Linked DNA regions of Homo sapiens: region 2 is linked to region 1. Evidence: chromatin loops called from intact Hi-C (ENCODE). Cell type or tissue: CD14-positive monocyte. All regions are shown on one strand. Links, peaks and the distances in the headings refer to the core of each region. The heading gives the core; the rest is flanking DNA. Region 1 overlaps LOC105376244 (a long non-coding RNA gene). Region 2 overlaps TLR4 (toll like receptor 4).

The links. Hi-C counts contacts between places; a loop is a spot of excess contacts. Peaks named below come from ENCODE experiments on the same cell type or tissue, not always from the same donor. Only the 100,000 strongest peaks of a DNase experiment are listed, where the experiment ranks them.
Region 2: it touches region 1 in a loop (3-fold over the local background); 6 of 110 quality-filtered maps call a loop at or near these places.

What each region holds. Positions count from the first base shown.
Region 1 is chr9:117,775,788-117,781,171 of GRCh38, reverse strand. All of the region lies in intron 2 of LOC105376244 (a long non-coding RNA gene), which reads right to left. Among named protein-coding and RNA genes, the nearest start is that of TLR4, 74 kb to the right of the region's middle. In CD14-positive monocyte, for the core only: no CTCF peak of the experiment used is centred there; a DNase peak (open chromatin) is centred at 3,151.
Region 2 is chr9:117,723,128-117,728,511 of GRCh38, reverse strand. TLR4 (toll like receptor 4) reads right to left here. Exons shown (of 3, transcript NM_138554.5): 3 at 3,777-5,384. Among named protein-coding and RNA genes, the nearest start is that of TLR4, 21 kb to the right of the region's middle. In CD14-positive monocyte, for the core only: no CTCF peak of the experiment used is centred there; DNase peaks (open chromatin) are centred at 2,851 and 4,051; H3K4me3 peaks cover 3,020 bases; H3K27ac peaks cover 3,591 bases.

The DNA.
Region 1 (5,384 bases), core at 231-5,230:
CCAAACCCAAAGGTAAGAAATAATAACAGGTCATTTTTCATCAAGACAGACAATGCAGAAGGGTGATTGGAGCAGAGGTGCTTCCGATGAACTGTGTTGCCCATGTGAGCACTGCCAAGAAAAAGGAAAAAACCCACCTCCTGGGAGGCTCTTGTGTTTGGGCTGATGAAAAAAGCAATAAGAATCCTCAGCAACATAATAAAGACAGCACCAGGCAATCCCACGTTCCTGGGCAAACCCATCGCTGTGATTTTACCTGAGTCTGCAAATAAGATTGTGTGACTGGTAAAAGGATAACTATTATCCCATTTCACAGATGGACAAACAGAGACTCAAGGGAGAAAGTGGCAGAACTAGGGCTAGAACACAGAGCTTCTTCCTCTTAATCCATTATTTTTTTATTTGCTTTTTTCTCCCTTGAATTGAACAGAAAGGAGACAATCCAGGATATAGATCAAAACATTAAAGGAGTCAAACCAAATTGTGTTTTAGAAGAATATTTAATGACCTGGGGAAATGTTTACAATACAAAATGTAGTTAGAAAATAACTATATGTGCACATGTGTATTATAATTCTGATTATGTAGACATTTTATATAGACACATACACACGTCATATATCAACCAGGAAGTATCTCTGGATATAATGAATGACTTTGGCTTCTTCCTTAGGCTTTCCTCTACTTTATGCATTTCTTACATTCTGCACATATTTCTAATGTTTCTAAAAGTTAAGTTGAATATATAATTTGAATTAATAATATATATAAGTACAAACACACACCCATACAGAAGTCAAAATTAGATCATCTCAAGGGAAAAAAATGCTTTGCTTACTTTCTCTTGCTTTCTCTTATGGAGGATATAAAACTAATCAGTGATCGAATCCAAAGTCTCTGCTAGGCAATCAACATTATGACCTAAGTCAAATGCTTCATCTCTCACAGCTCACATTCTTCATCTACCAAAGAGGTATATTCCTATTTATTGCCTAATTTCTATGGTTTTTGAAAAAATAAATGACGAATCAAAATTTTGCGCCTTGAGTCCAAATGTATAGGCAGACAGGAAGCTGGTATGTGATGAGAGAGGGGGAGCCCTTCTCTTGAAACCACAAATTTAATCAGAATTTCTTCCTGTCTTCACCAAGCTGTAGGCTGAAGCAGCCCCTGTGATTATCTCTTCCTAATCAAGTGGGTGCCTATCTAGGGAGGCAGATGTAGCTCTGGTGGTGGGGGTGAGAGCCTCTAATTGCAGGATTTACATGAGAGGAGATTCCCCAGAGGCGGAGAAACAGACAGCCAAGGAGACACCACAAGCTATTTCCTCAAGCAGAAAAAGACAAGGAGGCCTTGGGAAGAGGCTGCCCTCTTTCTGGCCCTCAGGGTCTTTGTAGGTGGAAAAGGAAGTTAAACTGGGACTGGGCGGAGAGGGATAGGATTAAATTGGAGGTAACTTCATTGAATGGCTACTTTCTGCAAGGCACTGTGGGACTGGTAAGGGGGAAAACGCAACAGCAAAGAGTTCAGAAATAAGATTTTTCTAGTGCCTAGTGTGAGTCAGAAACTCTGTTAGAGTCTGTGTTTAAATGATCAAGTTGAATCTTGAAGAATAATTTGTGAGGTAGTGATTAAATCCACAATATCAGGCACACATTAAACAAGAGCCTCCTAGAATAACTGCAGATCTGGCAAACATGCTTTGCTTGCCTGCACGTGGCTTTCTTTTCAACTTGGCTTCATTACAACATAAATGTTGTTCCTTTTACCTAGGATGCCCTTCCCACCCTCCCCACTTGAACAATACCTTCAGGAATTACTTCAACTGCCACTTCCTCTAAGAAACCTTCTTGTACCACTCTACTCTCAAGCTAGTTGAAATTCTGAACTCCTACTGCACTCTGCATTATTTGTTGTAATTATGAGTGCTTGTCTGCACCCCCACGACATTGCACATGTTATTTTGTGAGGATTTGTTGTTGTTGTTGCTGTTGTTGTTGTTTAGTTTGTTTCCCCCCACCTTTAGAATCTCTGGTGCCTAATACAGTGCCCAGAGAAAACAAAGTGATCAATAAATGTTTATACTCTAAATAAGAAACTTGATGAAGTCATGGAAAGAAAGCAAAGGATATATGGATAAATGAATGAGTGAATAAATGATATGTGAATAAATATATCAATGAAAGAAAGTATGAATGTTTCTAATACAACTCTGAATCTTATAGGTACACAAAGTGAAAGGAAGTAAAAATGATTGGAACTGAGCAGAGATGGCAAAAACATACAGGTTACAAAGGCCAACATCAAACTAATGCCTCATCCAGGAAAACCATGGCTATTTTTAGCCTGCAGTTTCCCAAAAACAGCATCAGATTATTTGCAACTGACCTGTGCATTTTGAAAATTTCCAGTCATCCTGCCAATTTTCTATCTGGTGCATCCTTTGGGGCTCATGTAAAAGCCCCAGGCCCCCTAGATCTGCAAGGGGGCAAATAACCTTCTCTGATCCTTCTGAATCAGGTTGTGCATGTGTGTGGCTTTCCAGCTAATTCTGATCATTGCTCTCATTTAGGATCTTCTGTAATGAAAATTCTTGTACCTTCAGCTAATAGGGTTGCTTTAAAAAAATAGGAAAAAAAATTTCGTACCAAAGGGAAGGCTATACCAGAGAAAGTCTTGTATACCCCCATGAAATCTAGCATTTTATGGTTTCATAGTAAAACAACCACCAATCATAAAACAGTATTTCATTTTTAAAAATGTCTTGCTATTGGCAAAGAGATTTAAAGATATCATGTGCATTTTTCTAATGTAATCTTCATGACACCCTTAGTGCAGTGGGTATGTTCATCTTTCTTTGAGAGATGAAGAAACTGAGACTCAATGAGATGACTTACTTTTCTTTTGTCTCAGCTCCTCAGACACTATGTGGATCTTCTTTCTTTTTCAATTCTCTTTTCTCCCATAATGGAGACATGATCACACATATCTGGTCCTTCTCTCCTTCTGGACACATAGAAGGACTATCCATTCTGGTCCCTTCTAGTTAGGAAGGGCCATGTTGCTAATTCTGGTCAATGAGCTGTCAGGAGAAGCACATGTCATTTGAGGATATAAAGCATTTCCCTGCTGATGCAGCAGTCTCCAATACCCACTTCAACTCTCCAGGTCACATGTTTCCTTCTTCCTCTATTGGAGTTTCATGTTGAGAAAGTGGAGCCACAAAACCAAAGCCACCTGGATAGCTGAGCTATGACCCTGAAGAGGGGAGTAGATTTGGCATGAATGAGAATTAAACTTTTGTGGTGTTAATCTGAAGACCTTTGCAAGTTATTTGAGGGTGCAATGTAACCCATTCTTACCTGACAAATGTAGATGCTCCTATGAAAAATTACAAACCTACTTTTCAGTCTCTGAAGCCCCCATCACTTAGGGTTTCTGCATCCACACGTTCCAGAGGTTTTTCCAGTTCTTGCTACGTAGTGCCCTCCTAGCGATCCCCTACAGAGCATTAATAGTGGCTCTCTAATCATCTTTGGAAGTGCACTTAAATTTTAGTTCCTGATCAATACTCCTCCCCACAATGCCTCACTTCTTTTGCCCTCCCCTGCATCACTGAAATAAACAAGCTGGGCTATTCCCAGGTTGCTGTACTTGCCAGCTTCCTATCCATTCCACTCCAGACCCACTGACGTAGCAATGACAGGAAAGACTAGAGTCAGAAGATCTGTTGCAAATTTGAAGATTTTTGGAGCTGAAAGAAGGCGTCCAGTGGTAGAATTAGGAACATAGGGGATGGAATTTGCCTCCTCCAATGCTTGCATATCCTCTACAGCAGAGTAGGAGGGTTACACTCAAGTTTCCCAGAGAAACACCTCTAGGGGCAGGGCATTCACTAGCTCACAAAGCATTTCTTCCATCTTTGAACAATCTGACTCTAGATAATTATTTGTCTTGTGCCTGTGTATTCCACACAGGTTCCTGACTGTACTACTTGAGAGTCAAACAGAGAAATCCATTCTTCTTCCCCATAACAATTCTTTAAGAATTTAAAAACAGTTGCTAGGTCTTCTTCAATCTGCCACCATATCTCCCCTTTCAGCCTAAACCTTTTCAATTTTAACATAAGAAAAAATAATTATTAAACAGAAAAAAACTTACCAAGAATGCACAGCTAGTAACTAAAGTTTCTGGCTCCCAATCCAGTGCCCATTATAGTTATTTATTCATCTTTTTACTCAGTAAATATTTTATGAGCATATAATATATACACAATGGTAACACAGGGCTTACAACTTAAATATGATTCAACTCCTGCCACAGGAGAGCAAAAATTTTAGTAAAACGTAAGATGTGTGGACAGGTAGCTACTGTAGTTGGAAGGAAATGAAAAAAAATATTCATTAAATGCTTTCTAAATGTCAAGCACTGCCAGGTGCTTCATATATTATTTCATTTAATTTTCAACTACACACTAGGGTTGACAGTATCATACCATTTTGTTCATTTAAGAACTGAAACACTGCTCTAGATTTTTTGTATTGCTGCATAAAAGACCACCCAATCGTAGTGGTATAAAACCATTTGATCGTGTTCATGGAGTCTGTGGGCCAGGAATTAGAATAAGGTATCACAGAAGTAGCTTGTTTATGCTCAAAGATACCTGGGGCAGTGGGAAGGTCTCAAATGTCCAGAGGCTGAAATCAAAAAGAGATTTCTTTATGTACAGGTCTGGAACCTGAGGTGAGTTGATGTCTGGGCTCAGCTGAGACTGCCTGTAAGAGCCACCTACCTACGTAGAGGCCTCTCTATGTGCCTTAGCTTTCTGGTGGCAGCTGGGTTCTTCTAACAGTATCTGAAGTCATGCAATCCCACTTCCATTACAGTCTATTTGGTTAAGGTACTTATAAGGCAAGCATGGATTAACTTAGAAATTAGACTCCAGTTCATCATGGGGAAGTGAAAAGGTCACACTGCAGAAGAAGCTGTGGTACAGGTGATATCACTGCAGCAAACACTGAAGGCTTAAGCTGTACAGCTGGTGTGTGTTGAAGCAGGTTATGTATCCAGGCCACTTTGGCTCGAAGAGATTTTCTATGAAACTTCAGAAGATGGGTAGAGCATTATGTTACTCAAGAAGGCTCCATGGAGGAGGTACCATTTGGAGTGGGCTTTGAAGGAGGGGAGAGATTTGCATGTGGAAGCATTCTACATATGGGGTAAAGTGTGACTAAGTCACAGAGGGAGCATCATGATCTTCCTTCACTGTCTTCAGGCTATTTTCTATTCCAATAAAGAAACATAGAAAATTATCCTCTCCCAACAGTCAACAGAAGTACTGGGCATAGGAAAGCTCTTGTGACTAAAAGGTGGCATTTTTGCCA
Region 2 (5,384 bases), core at 228-5,227, 53 kb after region 1:
ATGACGCTCAGCTAATTTTTGTATTTTTGGTAGAGATGGGGTTTCATCATGTTGGCCAGGCTGGTCTTGAACTCCTGGCCTCAAGTGGTCTGCCCGCCTCAGCCTCCCAAAGTGCTAGGATTACAGCTGTGAGCCACCATGCCTGGCCTCCCAGTTGTGTTTTATTTTATTGTATTTCCTAGAAGTAGATAGAAGTATGGTAAGAGCTCAAATCTGTCTCAGGTTAGTTCAAATCCTGCTTCTGTGACCTCTGGATTTGTAATGCTCTAAGGTGGGGTTCTTAGCTGCACTGTGCCTAAGTTTCCTATCTTTAGAGTGGAGTAGATTAATTAATTCACTTAAGCACTTTGAAGAGTGTTGTGCATGGAGGAAGCTCTCCAGAAATGCAAACTTATTGTCAGTTGGCTGCCAGATGACCCAATATACTTTGCATACACTTTTAGAAATGTACCCAGGATACTGCTCTTCCCTGTCTGCACAGTTAGACTTGACCCTCCTGAGCATGGAGGTCATACTTTATTTGGATTTTTCTGGCATTCCTCTTCAGGGGCTGGCAGGTAGGATGAGCTCAGTCAACATTTTTAAATTAATAGACAGTGTTCTGGATAATGCCTGTTCTACCATCCACGCTATGGCAGTATAGGGATTCTCAGTTGCCTATTTTTTTTTTTTTTTTTTTTTGAGATGCAGTCATGCTCTCATGCCCAGGCCAGAGTGCAGTGGAGCAATCTTGGCTCACTGCAACCTCTGCCTCCCAGGTTCAAGCGATTCTCCTGCCTCAGGCACCTCAGTAGCTGGAACTACAGGCATGCGCCACCACGCCTGGGTAGTTTTTTTTTTATTTTTAGTAGAGATGGGGTTTCACCATATTGGCCAGGCTGGTCTTGGACTCCTGACCTCATGATCTTTCCGGCTGGGCCTCCCAAAGTGCTGGGATTACAGGTGTGAGCCACTGAGCCCAGCCTCTTCGTTGCCTTTCTAGTTTCCATGCCTATGAGAAATTCATTCTACTGCCCTAACACTTGCTTATCAGCTAGTTACTGAAGCTGACCACATGTTGAGACCACACAGCATGTGTCAAGCACCATGCTGAGTATATGACATCCATCACCCATTTCGTAAAAACACATTGTATTCCACTACCCCAGTGTACTGGGAGACAGCAATGAACCCATTTTAAAACATTTCCCATGGAACTTACAAAGGAGGGGATATCTGTGTACATCCATTTAACATTTTCTACCTCCCAGAAAGCTCAAGTAGCACCTTACTGAGGGTCAAACAAAGCTGAAAAAAAGAGAAAGACTCTGCAGGAGGCTTCTCCTAGGCAGAATATTGGTGTTGCTACCCCAGAACAAAGGCTTTCTGCTCCAAGCCAGCCAGAATCTCCTGGTGAGAAAAGGGCAGGATCCAACTCCAATAGCAAGCCTTTATATCATATCCAAATGCATGTAAAAAAAAAACTCTTGGTTCTTATTCCATATCACAGGTGAAAATAATGGGCCAACTCTCATGCATAGGCGGACTGATGTAGTCAGTTTATGTATCTCCATCTTTATATCTGTCATCAGAGCTGCCAAACAATAAATGAGACATTTGAGGAAATAATCAGCTCTGTCACTGGATTTTTTAGCATAATCTGAACAATCATACTTAGGAGATATTTCAGGGTAGGATTGAAGAGCTCAGCTTTTGGAATTAGGCACATATGGGTTCTAATCTTCCATCTTACTATCTGTAATTTACTAGCTAAGTTGTTTGGATGGATCGGTTCAAACTCCCTTAGCCTCAGTTTCCTCCTCTGCCAAATGGCGATGAAGACACCTGCCTCACAGAGTGGTTGGGAATATTAAATGGGATCATGCACGTAAAACACCTAACGTAGTGCCTGGTTCGTGAAAACTGCTAAAAGACTGTTTCACTTGGTATAAATGGACTTAAGAATGTTGTATTTTTTCATTATTATGATCTTTATTGTTATTGTTTTGTGGTAGTAGAAAGAATCCCTATAGTGGATAGAAAGCTGAGCAGAAGTTTTGGAAATGACAAAAACAAACAAAAAAGAACAAAAATTAAGATCACAAAAGCTAAACCGTCAACAAGAAACCCAAAACATAAAACAGAATCAAGTAGAACTGCTCCAGTTGATTCCTCACTTGATTCTCCACCCCTTTTCCTCCATCTCTCCCCTTTTTTATTATTATTGGTAGAGGTAGTATTATCAATAGAATTTCACTACTGCTACTACCACCACCACCACCACTAGCCTGGTGGCTTCTTCATACAAAGTCAGCATGGTGCAGTGGGAACAGGTAGATCTGGTTCAAATCCAGACCATGCCTCTCACTATCCTTGTGACATCAGGCAGAACAGGAGGCTAACTAAGAGGCAGGGAAGGCCAGGTTGAGGCCTTCACTCATTGGCATAAAAATAAGAGAAGAAGGTGTATGGAGGGGATCATGGCAGAGAGGAGTCAGGACTAGATTGCAGCTCCAGACAGAGCAGCATCCAGAGGCTTGCATTGTGAATTTTAGCTCCAAATTGACTGCAAGAACAAACCAACATTCCCAAGAGGACCCACAAAACCTCTCAAGGAAGTGGACTGCTCCTGCAGGACCCAGAAGACACCCCAAATGCTGTGAGTGGCAAGAGGGAGAGGGATAACAGACTACAAATATGGTGCAGTGTATATTGCTTGGGTGACGGGTGCACCAAAATTTCACAAGTCACCACTAAAGAACTTACTCATGTAATGAAATACCAATACCTTATGGAAAAATAAAATAAAAAATAGGGGAAGAAGAAATTGCATAACTCTGTTATGCAGTTTAACAATTTTGTGGTAACAAGATGATCACTTAACAACAGCTTCTTCAACCCTTATGTTGTAACATTCTAGGATGTTTGTCTGTTTCTTGAAAGGGAGGGTAGGGTCACTCCAATTCTGGGAAAGTTTTTGAAGCCGAAGAACAAGTTGTATTATGTCAAGACTGAGTTATAGCTTCCCAGTGTCACACAGGAAGTTTGTATCAACACCAGGATAAGGACTTGGGCCTCCTAAATGCAAGGCACCACAAACCAGTGGGCTTAATGCTGAGACATTACCTAGGCTTCTGTCGGGCTGTATGCTCCCCATTTCATAATGAAAGCACACAAAAAATTAGCATTTTTGATGACTGTGAAGTGCCTTGCACTGTTTTAAGCACTTTGTTTGTATAAGCACTCATTTAATATATCATCCTTAACTGACAGATAAGCAAATTGAGACATAGTCCAGATAAATGTCTTTGTCAGGGTCAACTGATGCCAATTAACTATTAGCTTTCATGTAATTCAGTATTTATACTATATTGTTTCTTTCCTCAACTCTGCTATACATGGTCTTCTACTTATTACTTCCCAGATTTATCATTTACATTTTTGCTCTTCTTTTAGGTTAAGAATTTAAAGATCCATCTGCAGAGCTGTTCTTTTACAATTTCCAGCTCAAATGGGCCCTCCTCTGTAAAGCCTTCTCTGATTGCTTCTAGGAAGAACAACCCTCCACTCCCCACCACCCTGCATTTTGGCATAACATTGTGTGTGTGTGTGTGTGTGTGTGTGTGTGTGTGTGTGTGTGTGTATTGACATGCCTCTCTTGCCAAAATGAATCTGAACTCCGTAACTTTGAGGGCACTTCTTGGTCATTTACTTCTGCAGCTTCATGTGCCTTTTCAACCACAGAGTAGCTTCTTCATAAATATTAGATGGCCAGATGAGTAAAATAAAGAACACTCTCAAGGAGAAAAAAGAAAGTGAGAACTTTATTTCCGTGTACTGAACTGCCAACAAAACTGAGAGGTAGATATTATCCCCATTTTAAGCCGAGACAAACAAGACAGATACCATAAGACAGGATCAGAACACAGATCTGTCTGATTCCCAAAGCTTTTGTTCTCTCTAATACATGAGAAGAAAGACAGGCACATTAATGGTCACATGCAGAAGCGGTTAATGGAGTTCACAGACAAGAAAGGAAGAAAGAGAGCAAGGAGAAAATGAACATCAAAAAATAAGGAAGTTGGAATACTGACAGGTCAAAGCAGAGAGAAAGACAAGACTTACTAAGCAAGAACTAACTTAGTGCACAATAAGAAAATGCAAAGGAAGGAAGATTGTGGTGACATTTAGAGAGCTTAGAATGGCAACAGAATTGAGCTTCAGATATTTGGAAGAGTTTTATTCAAAACCGTGGCAAGAGCCAGAAAAAGTAAAGGGCAGAGACAAGGGCCTGCAGCAGGCAAGGAGGAAGCATGATTTAGAGACAGATGCCACAGCTCAGGAAGGGAGCGGCTTGACCCTGCTGCTTGGAAAGGGGCATGCCTGGGAGTGCTGGCACTAAGGACACTGTTGGTTGCTATTTGCAGTGGCATAAGGATGAAGGATGATAGCAGCCCTATAGTGATATAAGGGACCATCATGAATGGCATTTCAAGAAAGAAAGCAGGAAGGAATGAGGAACCAGAGTTCTCTGTTTTTATCAATCCACAACTGTGAAATTTATGAAGAAAGTTTACTCTCAACTGACAAGCATTCACATATGGTAAGAGGCACAAGGGGTCGAATGGTACCTCTGTGACTAACAGTGTAGGAGCCTGGGAGATATCACTTTAAATGTCAAGTATGGGAAAGAAGAAAGAATAATTGCAAGGATTAGTCCACAAAAGTGCTTGAGTTTAGAGAAACTGTATTCTTCTCCTTTAAGATAATTAAAACTGACCAAGTATACACATTGCTGAAATAGAGGAGACTCCTGTAAGAATGACATATAGCTTAATTTAAAAGCTTTTGGAATATGTAGGCAAAATGGAAGATATTCTTGAGTTTATAACATGGGGCAAAAGAGAAACTCCTCCTTGGAGGAGTTTTCAATCTGTTATCATAATAACTCCTTGCATTTATGTAGCACTTCCCTAAATTTTATTGGAGGCTCTGTCTCATTTCATTCTCAAAACTTTCACAGAAGACAGCGTAAAAATAACGTTATCTCATAGATAAACAGAGACCAAAGAGCAAAGAGATCAAGAGATTTGCCTTTGTTCAACAGCCTGTTAGTGGTGGAGCCATTTCACTATCAATGTCTTGTTTCCACAGCCTTTCACCTATAACTCAATGGGGTTGATAGCTTAATCCTTTTCAGAAATGAGGGAACATGGGAAATATTATAAATACATGGATACATCATGACTTGACGAATGAGTCTCCCGTTTTGATATAGCATCATCAGGTTTAGAACGCTAAAACCACATGTTAAGGATGCTGGAAAATCTGGATGATGAAGTTACACCTCTAATCATAGAATAGAATTCCTGGAATGGACATTTACTCCAATTGCCACAATTTAT